Regions from separate parts of the Homo sapiens genome. Here region 2 is linked to region 1. A link is an interaction called in ENCODE POLR2A ChIA-PET data of the cell type or tissue named here. Cell type or tissue: B cell. All regions are shown on one strand. Links, peaks and the distances in the headings refer to the core of each region. The heading gives the core; the rest is flanking DNA. Region 1 holds the start of LOC124901449. Region 2 overlaps TAGAP-AS1 (TAGAP antisense RNA 1).

What was found. Peaks named below come from ENCODE experiments on the same cell type or tissue, not always from the same donor. Only the 100,000 strongest peaks of a DNase experiment are listed, where the experiment ranks them.
Region 2: POLR2A ChIA-PET joins it to region 1 with 15 read pairs; 20 of 35 experiments call an interaction of 5 or more read pairs at or near these places.

Annotation. Positions count from the first base shown.
Region 1 is chr6:159,102,465-159,109,889 of GRCh38, forward strand. LOC112267968 reads right to left here. Exons shown (of 5, transcript XM_047419645.1): 2 at 2,758-2,840. LOC124901449 reads left to right here and starts at 4,548. Exons shown (of 5, transcript XR_007059837.1): 1 at 4,548-5,184; 2 at 5,285-5,689; 3 at 6,851-7,425. RefSeq lists a silencer at 5,316-5,385. In B cell, for the core only: CTCF peaks have their summits at 1,841 (motif pointing left) and 2,042; DNase peaks (open chromatin) are centred at 1,827, 2,607, 4,467 and 5,287; H3K4me3 peaks cover 3,759 bases; H3K27ac peaks cover 5,000 bases.
Region 2 is chr6:159,005,357-159,012,781 of GRCh38, forward strand. All of the region lies in intron 1 of TAGAP-AS1 (TAGAP antisense RNA 1), which reads left to right. Among named protein-coding and RNA genes, the nearest start is that of RSPH3, 8.9 kb to the left of the region's middle. RefSeq lists an enhancer at 3,751-4,040. In B cell, for the core only: CTCF peaks have their summits at 3,429 (motif pointing right) and 3,630; DNase peaks (open chromatin) are centred at 3,405 and 3,825; H3K4me3 peaks cover 591 bases.

The DNA of each region.
Region 1 (7,425 bases), core at 1,527-6,526:
TGTCTCCCTGTCCTGTAGTGACTTGCTCACCTGTCACTATGTTGGAACACCTTGCTGTATTCATTTTCCCATCCCCAGCATTGATCTCTGTGCCAGGTTCACAGAAGGTGTCCAGGAGATCGCTGTGTGATTGACAGTCTGGAAGCTGGGCTATTAAGGGCAGTTGTCCAGCCAAATCTGAGTGAAACTGGGTCAGGATTTAAAGATGTGGTTAGTCTGATTCACATAGACTCTGTAAATGTCACTGAAGATTATCACTGGCATTTGGATGGTGTGGTCTCTGTGACCACAGGGCAGAAAATTCAATTATTCAGCACTTGCTGTATGCAAAGCACTCTACGGAATCCCATGAGTAGGAGGAAGTCTCAAAGAGGATGAAGACATTGCCCCTTCTTCCAGGAGATGTTTAAGTTCTATTTGATTGGGTCAAGCTCATATAAAATTCAAGGTTTTGAGGCTTGGTCTCATGATCAGACTAGCCAGCTTGGGCCAGAAGTGTTTTGCGCTTGGATACTCTCACAGGTACACTTCATATTCTCAAACTAAACATCTGGTAACACAGAGCAGTTGGCAAGATAATCAGGTTTCTTTTTGTAGGTCTTCGGAAGGAGAACAATTGGATAGTATGAGGGGATCATTTGCCAATTATAGATAGTAGCCCTGGAAAGCACTGGAGAGACCTGGGCCCTAACACGGGGGAAAAGTTCAGAAATTCATCGACGGGAGCGGAAGTTAGACACATTTTAATTTCACGTGCTGTCTTGAATACTGTGTACCACGGCAGCGTCTTTACTCGAGACTCAAAATCATTTGACTCTTCTACAAACTGGATTCCCATTCAAGATTTTCTCATTCTCCTCTACTGTGGATATTAGCTTGGAATAGATCATTAGCGTCCATATAGAATTTGAAATCTTTATTTGAAGTTATAACCGCTAAAAATGATTGTTAAAATCATGGTGTGTAGATTCAGATATGAGGTTCCCAGATAGCAAATTTAAGCCTTCTCTAACCACACCCCTTAAAGGGCCTCTGCGGACACCTCCACCCCCTTGTGAGACCCAGGAGTCTCTTCCAGAGTGCAGTAGCAGAGGAGTGGCTTCCCCGGGGAACAAATACTGCGTGGTGCACCGTGGTCCCGACCAGACACGCTGGCCCTCCTGGAGGCCTCAGGCATTACTTAGACCTTCAGCCAAGTCTCTCTTCTGTTTGGAGAGCTTGGGAAAGCAGTTTTCATCTCCTAATGGAAAATGAAAATCTGTCATCACCTTTCACATCATCAGCCTCCTGGAGCCCCCTAGTCCGTCTGACTGCAGTTATGTCCCAGATAATGAGGCTTCAAGCAAGCCCCCTAAGTGCACAGCGCTGCAGGCTCAGCCCTCTCTGCACTCCTCTTTCTTCCCCGCCTTCCTCTCTTCTGGATCTGGATCCCCCCACACCTGCTCAGTCACCAACAGCAACCTGCCGGGTATCAGCTACCCCACTCTGGGGTGGCGGTGGCTCGGGTGAGGACAGGGCTGTGCCTGCAAATGGCCCCCTCGGGCCTTTCTCCCTGTCCCATCGCTCCCTGCTTCTTTCACAAAAGTCAACATCACAGCCTGTAACCCAAAGGCTGATAGGATGTGCGGATAACAGCTATATAACCTTAATTCTCAAACGATGGGAGACAGCCAGGGAATTTCGTGTCAGCTATCCACTGCTGTGGCTCCGTGGAAATGCTTCCAGCACAAACAACCTGTGTACACTGCAGAACCTTTCACTCAGGAGGGAGGTCTGAGCACGGCTAGTTTTTGCTGCCTCGGAAGGGGTCAGGGCTCCCTCTGCAGGGAGCCCGTGGTTCTGCCGCAGCAGCGGAGCCTCCAGCGCCAGTCGGTGACCCTCCTGCCCATGCCTGGGAGGATGTGAGCTCTGGTGCCCCAGGCAGCCTGGAATTGTGCCCTGGGAGTGGGGCTGGGGCAAGGGAGAGGCTGCAGTGTCATTACAGGGATGTCCTCCTTTCCTGGAGGTCACTTTGGGCTTGACCACGGGCTGTCCACTGCCTGGCGTGGTCTCTGATTTGCTGCTCTCTGCGGACCCTTGGTTGTGCTCTTTCGGGCTTATCTAACCTTACTCATGCAAAGACCCGAAGCTCTGGCATTCCCCATATCTGACCTGGGATCCCTAGTCTTTCTCATTATCTGTGCTACCCCCTCCCAGAGTGTCCCGGGGAGAATCACCGCATCCACTTCCTGAGGTGGGTTTGATGAATGATGCAATGTGGCTATGGTGAGGGCGTCTGGCCTGTGGCAAATGCCCAGTAACTGGCTCAAGCTTTTGTTCTGCCTGGTCCCGCCTGGCTGGGAGCCTTAGGGAGGGATATTAATGCTTATCCAGTTTGGGCCAATTCAGTAAAGAAAACTTTAAACTTAAACAACCCTCTTAGATGGACTGCATTTTACTTTTGTGAATTGGGTTTTTTTTTTCCCCTGCTCTTTGGTTGTTTTTGGAGTATAATAACATGATGCCAAAAATACCTTGGTGATTCGTGAACAACCTGATGTTTTGCCCCTGGGCTGCCACGTGTCTGAGGACAAGCTGGGTGCTGCTTACACCTGCATAGTTCCTCCGGGCAGCAGGCTCACACTCTGCTGCTGTCATGTAAAGCACCCTAGAGATGAGATCAGCCAGGCAGGCTGAGGTTAGGCCTCTGTTCATGGAGAGGCTCAGTGCCTTCATGGGCTCCCTGGCAGCGGTTCAGTGTGGTGGGTTTTCACCTACCTGGTGTGTGGCCGTGCCTTGCCTAAAATCTTGTCCAGTCCAGCAGCTGGCACTGAGGAGCAGCTCTGAGCCAGGTTCCTGAGCTGTGGGAACAAACAAAGCAGGGCTGATCATTGTCTTGCTTGGTAGGAAACGGCAGCTGCACTTAAGGCACTCATGTAAAAAGTGTGTTCCTAAACAAAATGGAGAAAACCAAATTGTCTCCTTGTTATCCTCTGCTCTGCTGCACTGCCTGGAAGGGACTTACACCTAAATTCGGAATAAATACATTTATCAACGAGGTCCCAACTCTCGGACCATTGGTGAATGGCCAGGGATGCCTGATTAGATGATAACATAAGACAGTTCCGGCAGAAAGGGGCGGGCTGTGGACCCTTCTGAAGCTCCAGTGGTTGAACTACTGGATTCAACTTAAAACATCAGTCCATTTTTGCATTAAGTGAAAGCAGTAGTTGTGCAAATCATTGTACTCACACTGGCCGAGGAAGCACCAGGGACCGAAAAGGACAGGGTGGAAATCTCCCTCCCCAGCCCTCTCTTAGCCTGCTTGGTGTGATCAGGACTCTTGATTTCTGGGTCTCCAATGCAGTGACTCTAACTCTGAACATTGGCTGTGTTTCCAGCCCCTTTCATGTGTGGCTATTTGACAACCAGTAAGCAACACTTTGACTTCATTTCTGCAAAATAAAGATCACCATTGTTTTCTCGACTGTGTCCAGCTGTGTTTATTTTAAAGTACCTTGTTTTCCATTTTATTGAGAATGGCTACAGAACTCTGCCATATGCTCTGCATTAATGAGAGGGCATCTGTTCCATCCCATCGTGCTTGGTCAACATCTCACACACTCTGTTTACTCCTACTTTATAAGCAATAAGGAATCTCCAACAGATAATGGAAGAGTTGCTTCTTTCCAGACTGGAGGTGGCTTCGTGCAGAAGTGGAGAAGTGAGCACCCTCCCTGGCCCCTGTGAATCAGGTCTTCCTGGCCTGGGCTCATTGGATTTTAGTCTCATGTTAAAAGGACCCAATTCCTGCCAGGTGTGGCATTAGATTTCACTGAGAGTAGAAATCCCTAAACATCGAACCCCCTGATAATCAAATGCAAAAACTCATTCCAAAGACAAACAGAAATCATATTCATTGTCAAAAATCACATGGACCTTCCAGGATAGGAAAGAACAAGGAAGATGGTCAGGTTTTACCCCTCAGATGATCTTATAGGGTAAATGAGGAGTCAGAATACATATGAATACAAAGAGATGAACTGCAAAATCAGGCTGCAAATGATCAAGCTGTGGTGAATCAGGTAGACCAGAAAGGTCCTCTGAAGAAGCCGTGCTGGTGGGCTGGGCCAGGTCTCTCTCCAGCACGGTGCGCCCAGACCAGGTCCAGGACAAAGCTGGATGATTGAACTAGAGAAAAAAAAAAAAGACAACCAGGTGTGGCTTTTTGAGTGAAGAATGAGCCTCTTCTGTCTAAGATGCCCCATCTGTGTCCTAGCTAATGCCTAGCACCACCCTTATAAGGCAGGAGAATAGGGAATTAGGGTAACCAAGGGTTAAGGCATAAGCAAAGGAACAGCAGGTGCAGCCAGTTCTAGGCAAGATTAGGCAGCATACAGGCCACAACCTCACTCCTGTGATAACAAAACGGAAGTTTCCACTTCAGCCTCTGATTGGTTGGGGGCCCATCCATCATAGCGGGTAACCAATTGGAGGCCTCTAAAGGGAATCTAGGGGTGTTACCAAATTATTTCAGCTTAACAAAAACCCCAAAGAACATTCTAAATGGGGCTCTTGAGCTGCTTCGTTGATCGAGCCAACTCTCACTCTATAGAGTGTACTTTCACTTCAATAAACCTGCACTTTCGTTGCTTCCTTCCTTTGTTGCTTTGTGCATTTTATTAAATCCTTTGTCCAACACGCCAAGAACCTGGACAACTCACAGTCACGACTTCCTATCTGGTAACACTCATTCCTTTGCAAAATGTTTCTTGATCTCTGTTAAAAGGCAAGTACATGGTAAGGTGCTCTTATTCATGTACTCCTCCAGGTGAATGATTTGATGTCTTCCCTTCCTAAAACCAGGTTTTTATGGGAGAGGAAGAAGTGGGGAGTATGAAGACCCCAGGAAAAGAGTTTTTAAAGAGGAGGAGATCCAATTTCACACCTTTGAGTAGTCCAGCTCTGGAATCCAGTACAGGATTTTTGGAAGATTCACCAAGATCCATCTTTCCTTTTCCTGCTATTCTTTCCAAATAGGTAAAGAAGTAGCTGAGGGAAACGCAGCTTTGTGAGGGAAGCCTGGAGCGTGAGAAATCTGCTCACACTGGATTCTGCCTCGGGCTCGACAGAATGTCACAGCAGACCCGCGATGTGACAGGCTCACTGGTGTACACACGGCTGTGTCGGCCATGGCCCTGTCAGGTGGGTCAGGAAGGAAAGGCCCCCCAGTTCATACTTCTGAGTCATCGGTCAGATAGGAATCACGTTCTTTTTTTTTTTTTTTTTTTTTTCACTCACACAGCTACCCTGAAGCTTCAGATCTACTTCCTGGCTCAGACCACCTGCAACACACTGGTTTGGCATCTAGCGGGTTGTGCTTGCAGAACAGCAGGCTGGCTCCGTGCACCTGCTCAGTGGGGCTGGGCTTTAGCAACCTGCATTGAGGCTGCTCTTCTTAACTTTTCTCTAACTTGCTTCATGAAAGTTAATTCTGCTGGGACCCCACGAGGCAGCGGAGAGCCCACTCTGCCCATGATTGGTGCCCTGGGCTGGCACGCAGAGTTTAATGGAGGAGCCCGGGAGAGAGGGATGCCTGAGAACCAGGGATGTGGGCTGGAGCAGTGCCACCTCCTCTAACTCACCCGCAAGCCCAGCCAACCGGCTAAACCTTCCCCACAGAGCCTCAGTCTCCTTATCTGTAAAATGGGTATGCCTTGTGTTTTCCCCTGCGTTTCCTTGCTCCCCTTGGGAATATGACAGTAGTTGAAGTCAGCTTTCTAAGCCTTGTCTTTTATGAAATGTAATGCTTTATTTTCTCGTGAAAAGAAATGAAGCTATCAGAGACCAGGCGGGAGATTTTTTTGAGCGTAGAGTGAAGAGTTGCTCTTCCTTTCCTGCCCTCAAAATGTTCCTACAACCTTGCTCTTTAATGGGAAGTATTTTTTTTTTCAGACATAGTATTAGAGTGATTCTGTATATCTAACACCTTCATCAAACCCTCTGAGAAACTGGGAACTTAGTGACTTGTGCCTGGTTCAGCTGTTTTCTCCAATGGATAATGTGTGCCTAAGGACAGGGACCACATTCTCTTACTCAGTTTTCTATCCCCAGAGCCCACCTAGAACAGAGCGGGGTGCTTTGTAAGTGTGTGCGAAGTTTCTGTTGAATGAACAAATTAGATGATGTCATGTTCCAGGAGGGCGGGAGCTGCATCTGCTCTGCTCTCCCTTTCTCTCCCAGCCCACGGCTGACCGGAGTCGGTGGCTGATAATGTGACTTCTAATGAGTTCATTCACCAAATACTAAATAAGCAAAATTACAAGTGATTTTCTTATTTTGAGACAGGGTCTCCTTCTGTCTCCTAGGCTGGAGTGCAGTGGCGCAATCAAGGCTCACTGCAGCCTCGACCTCCCTGGCTCAAGCGATCCTCCTGTCTCTGCCTCTGGAGTAGTTGGGAGTACAGGCACACGCTAACATGCCAGGCTAATTTTTTTTTTTTTAAATAAATGGAGTTTTGCCATGTTTCCCAGGCTGATTTTGAACTCCTAGGCTCAAGCGATCTGCCCACCTTGGCCTCCCTAAGTGCTAGGATTACCAGTGTCAGCCACTGCGCCCAGCCCACAAGTGAAAATTTTAAACTATATTTTGTTAGAGAGAGAAGAGGGAACCCGAGGCCTGGATAACATGCAAGATCTTCATAAGACTTCATAGCAACAGCATTCACTTGTCATATTTTGATGATCAAATTGGAGAAAATACCTCTTAAATTCAAACCTAGGGGCAAGGTAACATTTCAAATAGGATTTTTTTTTCCCTCTGTCTATAGTGGATATTTAAAATTTTTCCATTCATTCTTGCACACCTACAGATTACCTGGCACTTGTCCAGTCTTTCTGCAGTCAACATCGCCCAGATTCCATGCAGAACCCTTTGCAGACTCCTGAGGAGGTACAGACAAGGAGTGTCCCTGTCCTCATGGTGCTACATGAAAAGGTACAGACAAGGAGTGTCCCTGTCCTCATGGTGCTACATGAAAAGGCAAGTGACCCAACAGGCAGCATTGGAGAAAGTGCCTAACTGTGGAAAGGCCAGTGGGAGAGGCTCGGTGGAGGAGGAACTTGCTGGACTAGAGAGGTCAGGGAAAGCTTCTTGGAGGAAGTGAGGTATGAGCTGGAAGTAGAAATACCAGGAAGCCCAGGGCAGGCTTGGGAATGGGCCAGGCATGCTCAGGTCCCAGGGCATAGAGTAACAATCTGGCTGGAAGAAGGAATGGAGGAACAAGCTGATAGGAGGGTGATTTCATGTGGACTGGACCCCATGTTCAGGAGGTGACCACATAAGCCAGGATGGGTGGATAGAGTTAGCTAATCCTGGAAGAAATCATGGAATAAAATTAAATATATGCATTGCTGGCTACAGATCCAGTTCCTCCTTCCCGGGTCT
Region 2 (7,425 bases), core at 1,510-6,509, 97 kb before region 1:
GAAGTTAAAATGACTTACCAAAGTCATATAGCAAGCAAGTGACAGGACCAAGACTTAAGCCCTTGACTGCTGGACTCTAGAACTTAAGCAAGAAAGCATCAGCTTATGATGTTCATTGTCCTCCCACTCCCAGATCCCCCATTTCTTGCCCCTTTTGCTTGTTCCCCCTCCCCTCATTCTCCATATCCCAATAATCACTAAGTCCTGTCCATTTTACTTCCTCAGTGTTTCTTGCTTCTGGATCCTCTTTTTTGTATCCTTCCTATTCCTACCAGCCTTTGACCTCATCATTCTGACCTCATGTAGTCTAAATTAAATCGTCTATGGAACCAAACAATAATCGAACAGAATGTGATCCTTGATCATGCTTGCTCCATAACCCACTGCCTAATGAGTTCAAGTTTCTTAAACTATGCTATAAGCCTGCCACTACCCGGTTACTGCGTATTTTTCGAATTTCACATCTCACTGATTTCTGTCTTGTACTTTTTTTCTCAGCAGAGCTGAGCGCTTGCAGTCCCACTGCATGAACTATCATGTTTCCACGCTGTGTTTGTGCTTTATGATTTTTCCTTGTCTCTTTTCCTGGATTTTTTTTCTACTCCTCTTTTAAACCTCAGCTCCTGTTGCTTTCTCCAGGAAGGCATTTCTTTTTTTTTTTGAGACAGAGTTTCACTTCTTGTTGCCCAGGCTGGAGTGCAATGGTGCTATCTCGGCTCACTGCAACCTCTGCCTCCCAGGTTCAAGCGATTCTCCTGTCTCAGCCTCCCAAGTAGCTGGGATTACGGGCATGCACCACCACACCTGGCTAATTTTATATTTTTAGTAGAGACAGGATTTCTCCATGTTGGTCAGGCTGATCTTGAACTCCCGACCTCAGGTGATCCACCCGCCTCGGCCTCCCAAAGTGCTGGGATTACAGGCGTGAGCCACAGCACCCGGCCAGGAGGCCATTTCTGATGCCTCTAACTTGGGTTCATATAGTTTGCAGCCACAACGCCATCTTTTACTTGCCACATGGCTTTTATAATGATTTGCTAACATGTTTGCTTCCACTAGGCCATGACTTCCTTGAGGGTAGGGATCATGTTCCATTTGTATTTGTAGTCCTACCATATTACTTAATGTTTGGTTATAATAGTTTTTTGAATGAGTGAATAGCAGGGGTATACAATTTATCCAAGAAAAGAAGCAGCAGCATATTTTCCATTTAAGTGTGCAAAAAGTGAGTGAAAGGCTATGGTTTCAGAAATGTTTTTAAGTGTAGGTAAATGTATTAGTCTGTTATCACATTGCTATAAAGAAATACCAGAGGCTGAGTAATTTATAAAGAAAAGCTGTTTAATTGGCTTATGGTTCTGCGGGCTGTACAGCAAGTGTGGCGGCATCTGTTTCTGGAGAGGCCTCAGGAAGCTCCCAGTCATAGTGGAAGGCAAAGGAGAAGTGAGGTGTCTTACATGGCAGGAGCAGGAGCAAGAGGGAGAAGGGGAGGTGCTCCATGCCTTTGAACAATCAGATCTTGGCCGGGCGCAGTGGCTCACACCTGTAATCCCAGCACTTTGGGAGGCCGAGGCGGGAAGATCCCCTGAGGTCAGGAGTTCGAAACCAGCCTGGCCAACATGGTGAAACCCTGTCTCTACTAAAAATACAAAAATTAGCCGGGCATGGTGGTGTGTGCCTGTAATCCCAGGTATTTGGGAGGCTGAAGCAGGAGAATCACTTGAACCTGGGAGGCAGAGGTTGCAGTGAACCGAGATCATACCACTGCACTCCAGCCTGGGCGACAGAGTGAGGCTCTGCTTCAAAGAAAACAAAACAAAACAAAATTAAAAACCCAGATCTCGCAAGAACTCATTCACTATCCTGAGGACAGTATCAAGTAGATGGCAGTAAACCATTCATGAAAAACACCTCCATGATCCAATCACCTCCCACCAGGCCCACATCCAACATTGGGAATTATACTTTGGCATGAGATTTGGGTGGGGACACAGATCCAAACCACATCAGTAAGAGAATGCAAGGGAGAACTTAATATAGTTCATTATTTGACAGACACTAAGCACCTTCCCTGTACTGAGCAGTATTATAAGAGCTTCGGATAGATGAAGCTTTTGTCCTACTGTAGGGAAGTAGATAATAGGCAAATAAATCAAAAAAGAAAAAAAGAAAATTTCATGAAATGATAAAAGCTTTGGTGAAAACAAAACAAAAACTTTGTGGTGGTGTTGGGGGGCATGAGTAGCTGCCTTCAGTTAAGTAGCAGAAAAGGCCTGAGAAGGTAACATCTAACTAGAGACCTTGTGACATAAGAAGCAGCGAACCACATGAAGTTCTGGGGGAGCCGCCCAGACAGAGGGCGGTGGCTAGTGCACTGTTCCTAAGGAAGGAACAAGCTTGTATGTTTAAGGAGCAAAAGGAAGGCCAGTGTGGCTAGAACATGGAATGACGGGGAAGAGTGGTTAGACGTGAGCTTTTAGAGCATTTTGAGGAAGCTGGGGGCAAATTGGAGGGCTTTGTAGAATGGAGGAGGAGTTGGGATTATGGGGAGCCATTCAAGGGTTTTAAGAAAGGATATCATCTGAGTTATATTTTAAAAAGATCACTGATTGCTATGTGAAGAATGGATTGTAAGAGGTGAAGATTAAGTTGCTAGTTAGGAAGGTGCTGAGTAGGTTAATGAGAGGCTCTGGCTTGAATTAGGGTGATAGTAGGGAAAATGGAGAGAAGAGGTACATTTGGGAGCTTTCAGAGAACGAACTAAGTCCCTTTATTCCTCTACTCCTCACTGCCACTTACTAATAGTAAGTAGTGGAGGACTACAGAATGACTGCTAAGATTTTGGCTTTACTAAACTGACAGGATGATCATGTTATTTATGCGATGCAGTCAATTGTTGGAAAGAGTAGGAGACCAAGAGTTTTGTTTTGGACAGATGCTATTGGACATCCAAATACATACGTCACATTGGCAGGTTAGAGATGCGAATCTGAAGTTCAGTGGAACTAGAGATATAAATTTGGTACTCATGAGCACTTAGATGGCTTTAAAACATTTTAAAGGAGAAGGGAAACTGATTTTGCCAAATCCAAGGGTTTTAGGAACAGTGTGTTCAACCTGGTCAGATACCACTGAGAGGTTGAGAAAGGTGAGACTTGAGAAGTAATCATTGAGTTTGCCAACCTGGAAGTCATCTGTAAACTTGACAGTCACACAGATTCTGTGAAGAGGAGGGGACTGAAGCCCATGTAGAGTGATTGAAGAGAGAATCTAGTTACAGAGGCAGAGTTGCAACCCTAGGTTATTCTTTCCAAAAGTTTTGCTCTTGTCTTCTTAGTGAAGTGCACGAAGCCTTTGGACATCTCTGCAAATGGGTAGCAGTAGAACATGAATTAATAAGCTTTTGCCACAAGGTGTCACTAATTCTTCATTAGCTTCTAGTAAGCGAAATAATTGCAGCCCAGGTATACCTTGTATTAGGGAAATATTATTTTTAAAAATCATATTTACAAAGTAGGCCAACTTGGCCCGGCGCGGTGACTTATGCCTGTAATCCTAGCACTTTGGGAGGCTGAGGCAGGCAGATCACCTGAGGTCAGGAGTTCAAGACCAGCCTGGCCAACATGGTGAAACACCATCTCTACAAAAGTACAAAAATTAGACAGACATGGTGGCAGGCACCTGTAATCCCAGCTATTCGGGAGGCTGAGGCGGTAGAATTCCTTGAACCCAGGAGGCAGAGGTTGCAGTGAGCTAAGATTGCGCCATTGCACTCCAGCCTGGGTGACAGACAGAAAGAGACCCAGTCTCAAAACAAAAACAAAAACAAAAGCGAAACAAAGTAGCTAACTAGAAGGCAGTTACTTACATGGTGGAGAGGTTTCCTTTCAAAAGACAGTCTCTAGTATGTTTAACAAATGTGCATGGCCGTCAAGTGGTGCGTGGAGCACTGGGCTAGCAATCAGAAGACCAGAGTTCTGGGTGTAGAGTATTGGATTTGGAGTCAGAAGCTTCGAGTTCATCTCCTGTTTTGTTCTCACTAGCTATGTGACCTCATGCAAAATTTAAATTATTCTTTGTCTTATTTTGTTGTTGTTATTTTAAAACGATAGATAGTAAATGCTGTTCTGGCCATCTCAAGCAATTATTTTTGCATACCAAAAGAGATAATGTGTGTAACAATTTAGAAAATTATGAAGTGCTATGTAAATATAAGATTTAAAAAATTTTATAAAAATTATTTATACCGAACTTTACAGCAATATAGGTATTATGTAAAGCAGTTGTATTAGTGAGAACCCCCGGTTGCATAAGGGAGAAATCCAATTTGAATTTGCTTGGCAGAAGGGCATGTTTTGAAGTTTATGGGGTGGTTCCTGTGCCTTCAGGGATGGCAGCATTGTGGGTGGGCTTTAGGCATTGCTGGAATCAGAGATTGGAATGACGGCAGCATGTGTACCCTTCATTCCCCTTTGCTTCTGTCTGGTGCCTTTATTCTCTTTGGCCCAAACTTACCTCCCCTACCTTGTGGGGGAACATTTTGATATTGTGATTGTAGGGCACCTGCATGACAACATCCTATAGCTTGAGAAGGTGAGAAGCTGGGGCTGGAGAAGTAGACGTAGAATTACCTTGATTTTGATGAAGAGAATAAGAATTTTGAATTTATGAGTGCCATTGTCAGTTAATGCTGACCTTCCAGTTTTGAAAAATAAAACTCACATGCTCTGAAACAGTTTAATATCCTTGAGTCTGCATGTCTTTGCCTGCCTGCCCGTCCGCCCGCCCGCCTGCCTGCCTGCCTGCCTGCCTGCCTTCCTTCCTTCCTTCCTTCCTTCCTTCCTTCCTTCCTTCCCTCCTTCCTTCCTTCCTTCCTTCCCTCCTTCCTTCCTTCCTTCCCTCCCTCTCGCTCTCTCTTTCTTTCTTTTCTTTCTTTCTTTTCTCTCTCTTTCTTTTTCCCTTCCCTTCCCTTCTTCTTCCCTTCCCTTCCTGACAGGGTCTCACTCTGTCACCCAGGCTGGAGTGTAGTGATGCAAAATCATGACTCACTGCAGTCTTAACCTCCTGGGATCAAGCCATCCACTGGCCTCAGCCTCCAGAATAGCTGATACTACAGGTAGTTGCCACTATGCCCAGCTAATTTTTCTATTTTAATTTTTTTTCCAGTTTTAAATAGTTTAAAAATTAGCCAGGCATGGTGGCGGGTGCCTGTAGTCCTAGCTACTCAGGAGGCTGAGGCAGGAGAATGGCGTGCACCCGGGAGGCAGAGCTTGCAGTGAGCTCAGATCTCGCCATTGCACTCCAGCCTGGGCGACAGAGCGAGACTCTGTCTCAAAAAAAAAAAAAAAAAAAAAGTTTATTCAAGAAAAAGCTGGGAGTGGCCCATTCAGGAGGAAAAGACTCCAGAGAAACAGGGTCAGTGCTCCAAACGTCAAAGGTAAGTTCTTAATTATAGAGGCAGAAAACAAAGACATTAACAGGATTACAAAATTTTTTATACAAGGCTGGTTTAAGATGAAACTCTAATATATAGGACATAAATAAGACTTCTAAAGTGTGTTCTAAGAACACCTGCCAAAATTATCAAAATTCTGTCATTGTTCCTGGGATTCATTTAAAATGACAGGGCTGGGGACTCCTGGTTTAAAGTGGCATTGACTGAAGTTGGAATTTCTTCCAATTCTAACTAAATACCCATGGCAGTAGGACAGGGCATGTCCCATTTCTGTCTAGAGGAGCACAGTAGCTGGAAATGGGAGGGAGCTGGGAGCTGGACATTGCAGTCTGTTTTTTAGCTTGAAGAGGAGATTGACAGGCACCCAGGTAGATAGAAAGTGAGGCCGAGGACAATATGATGTGTGTCTGTTGGTGGGCACCAGGTCTGGATCTGTTCTATTCATTGGAGGAGGAGGTGAGGAGAAACATAAAATCTGCGAAAAAATGCTGTCAAGTAGGAGGAAGGGAACACACATTTGAATAATCAGAGGAAGACAGAGCTCTAAAAATGAAACTCATTGGTATCCCTAAAGATGCTGTTTGGTACCACCTTTGAATAAAGCCATGCAGAGAATTCTTAAGATGCAAAAAGACGGATGTGATTGAAAAAGACTGATATTATAGGCAAAAATATTTTTTAATGCTTACCACATGCCAGCAATGGCGCTCGGGGCTGAGGATATAATGATGAATAAAATTGCCATGATTCTTGTCCTCTCAGAATCTAGTGAGGTACCAGACAAGGGAACTGGCATTTCCAATTCAGTGTGAAATGTGTGATAATAGGGTTGGCAGGGCACAATAGAAGCACGAGGACTCCGAGCCATCCTTGGCGGTCGTGGCAAGCTTCCTACATGAAAGCTGGAGCTCAGAGCATATGAAGATGTAGGAGTTTGCCAAATGAAATGACATGGTGGTGGAGAGTGTTTATGACCAAAGAATGCCGTGTGTGAAGCCCTAGAGGTGAGAAAAAACCCAAGATGTTGTCCAGGCCCAGTGGCTCATGCCTGTAATCCCAGCACTTTGGGAGGCCAAGGCAGGAGAATTGCTTGAGCCCAGAAGTTTGAGACCAGACTGGGCAACATGGTGAAACCCCATCTTTACAAAAAAATACAAAAATTTGCTGAGTGTGGTGACACGCAGCTGTAGTCCCAGCTGCTTGGGAGGCTGAGGCCAGAGGATCGATTGAACCTGGGAGGTAGAGGCTGCAGTGTGCTGTGATTATGTCGCTGCACTCCAGCCTGGGTAACAGAGGGAGACCCTGCCTCCAAAAGCAAATACAAAAACAAAACCCTAGAATGTTGAGGAATTGAGAGAAGTTCAATGTGTCTGAATCAGAGTATGAGGCAGGGAATATCAAGAGATAAGTGATTAAAAAGCAATTAAAGATGAATAATAGCATTCACATCCACATAGAGAGAATGCTGTTGAATGTCAAATGAGGGATGTGAAGAACCACCTAACGTATGTTGCCAGAATGCAGAGAAAAGGATTAAAAATATTGGCCGAGTGTGGGAGATGAGAGCTATCTAGGGGAGGGAAGAATGAGTCAACGCAAGAATCTTAGGTATTCCTATGGGAAAATAGAAGCAACAACCAAAGACCTAATTAAACAAGTGTTTCTTGTGCTGAAAAGAACTTGAAGATGAAGATCAAAAGAATCCACCACAGGGCTGGGCGCAGGGGCTCATGCCTGTAATCCTAACACTTTGGGAGGCTGAGGCAGGCAGATTGCTTGAGGTCAGGAGTTTGAGACCAGCCTGGCCAACGTGGAGAAACCCTGTCTCTACTAAAAATACAAAAATTAGCTAGGTGTGGTGGCGTGTGCCTGTAATCCCAGCTGCATGAGAGGCTGAGGCAGGAGAGAATTGCTCGAACCCAGGAGGTGGAGGTTGCAGTGAGCCGAGATTGCACCACTGCACTCCAGCC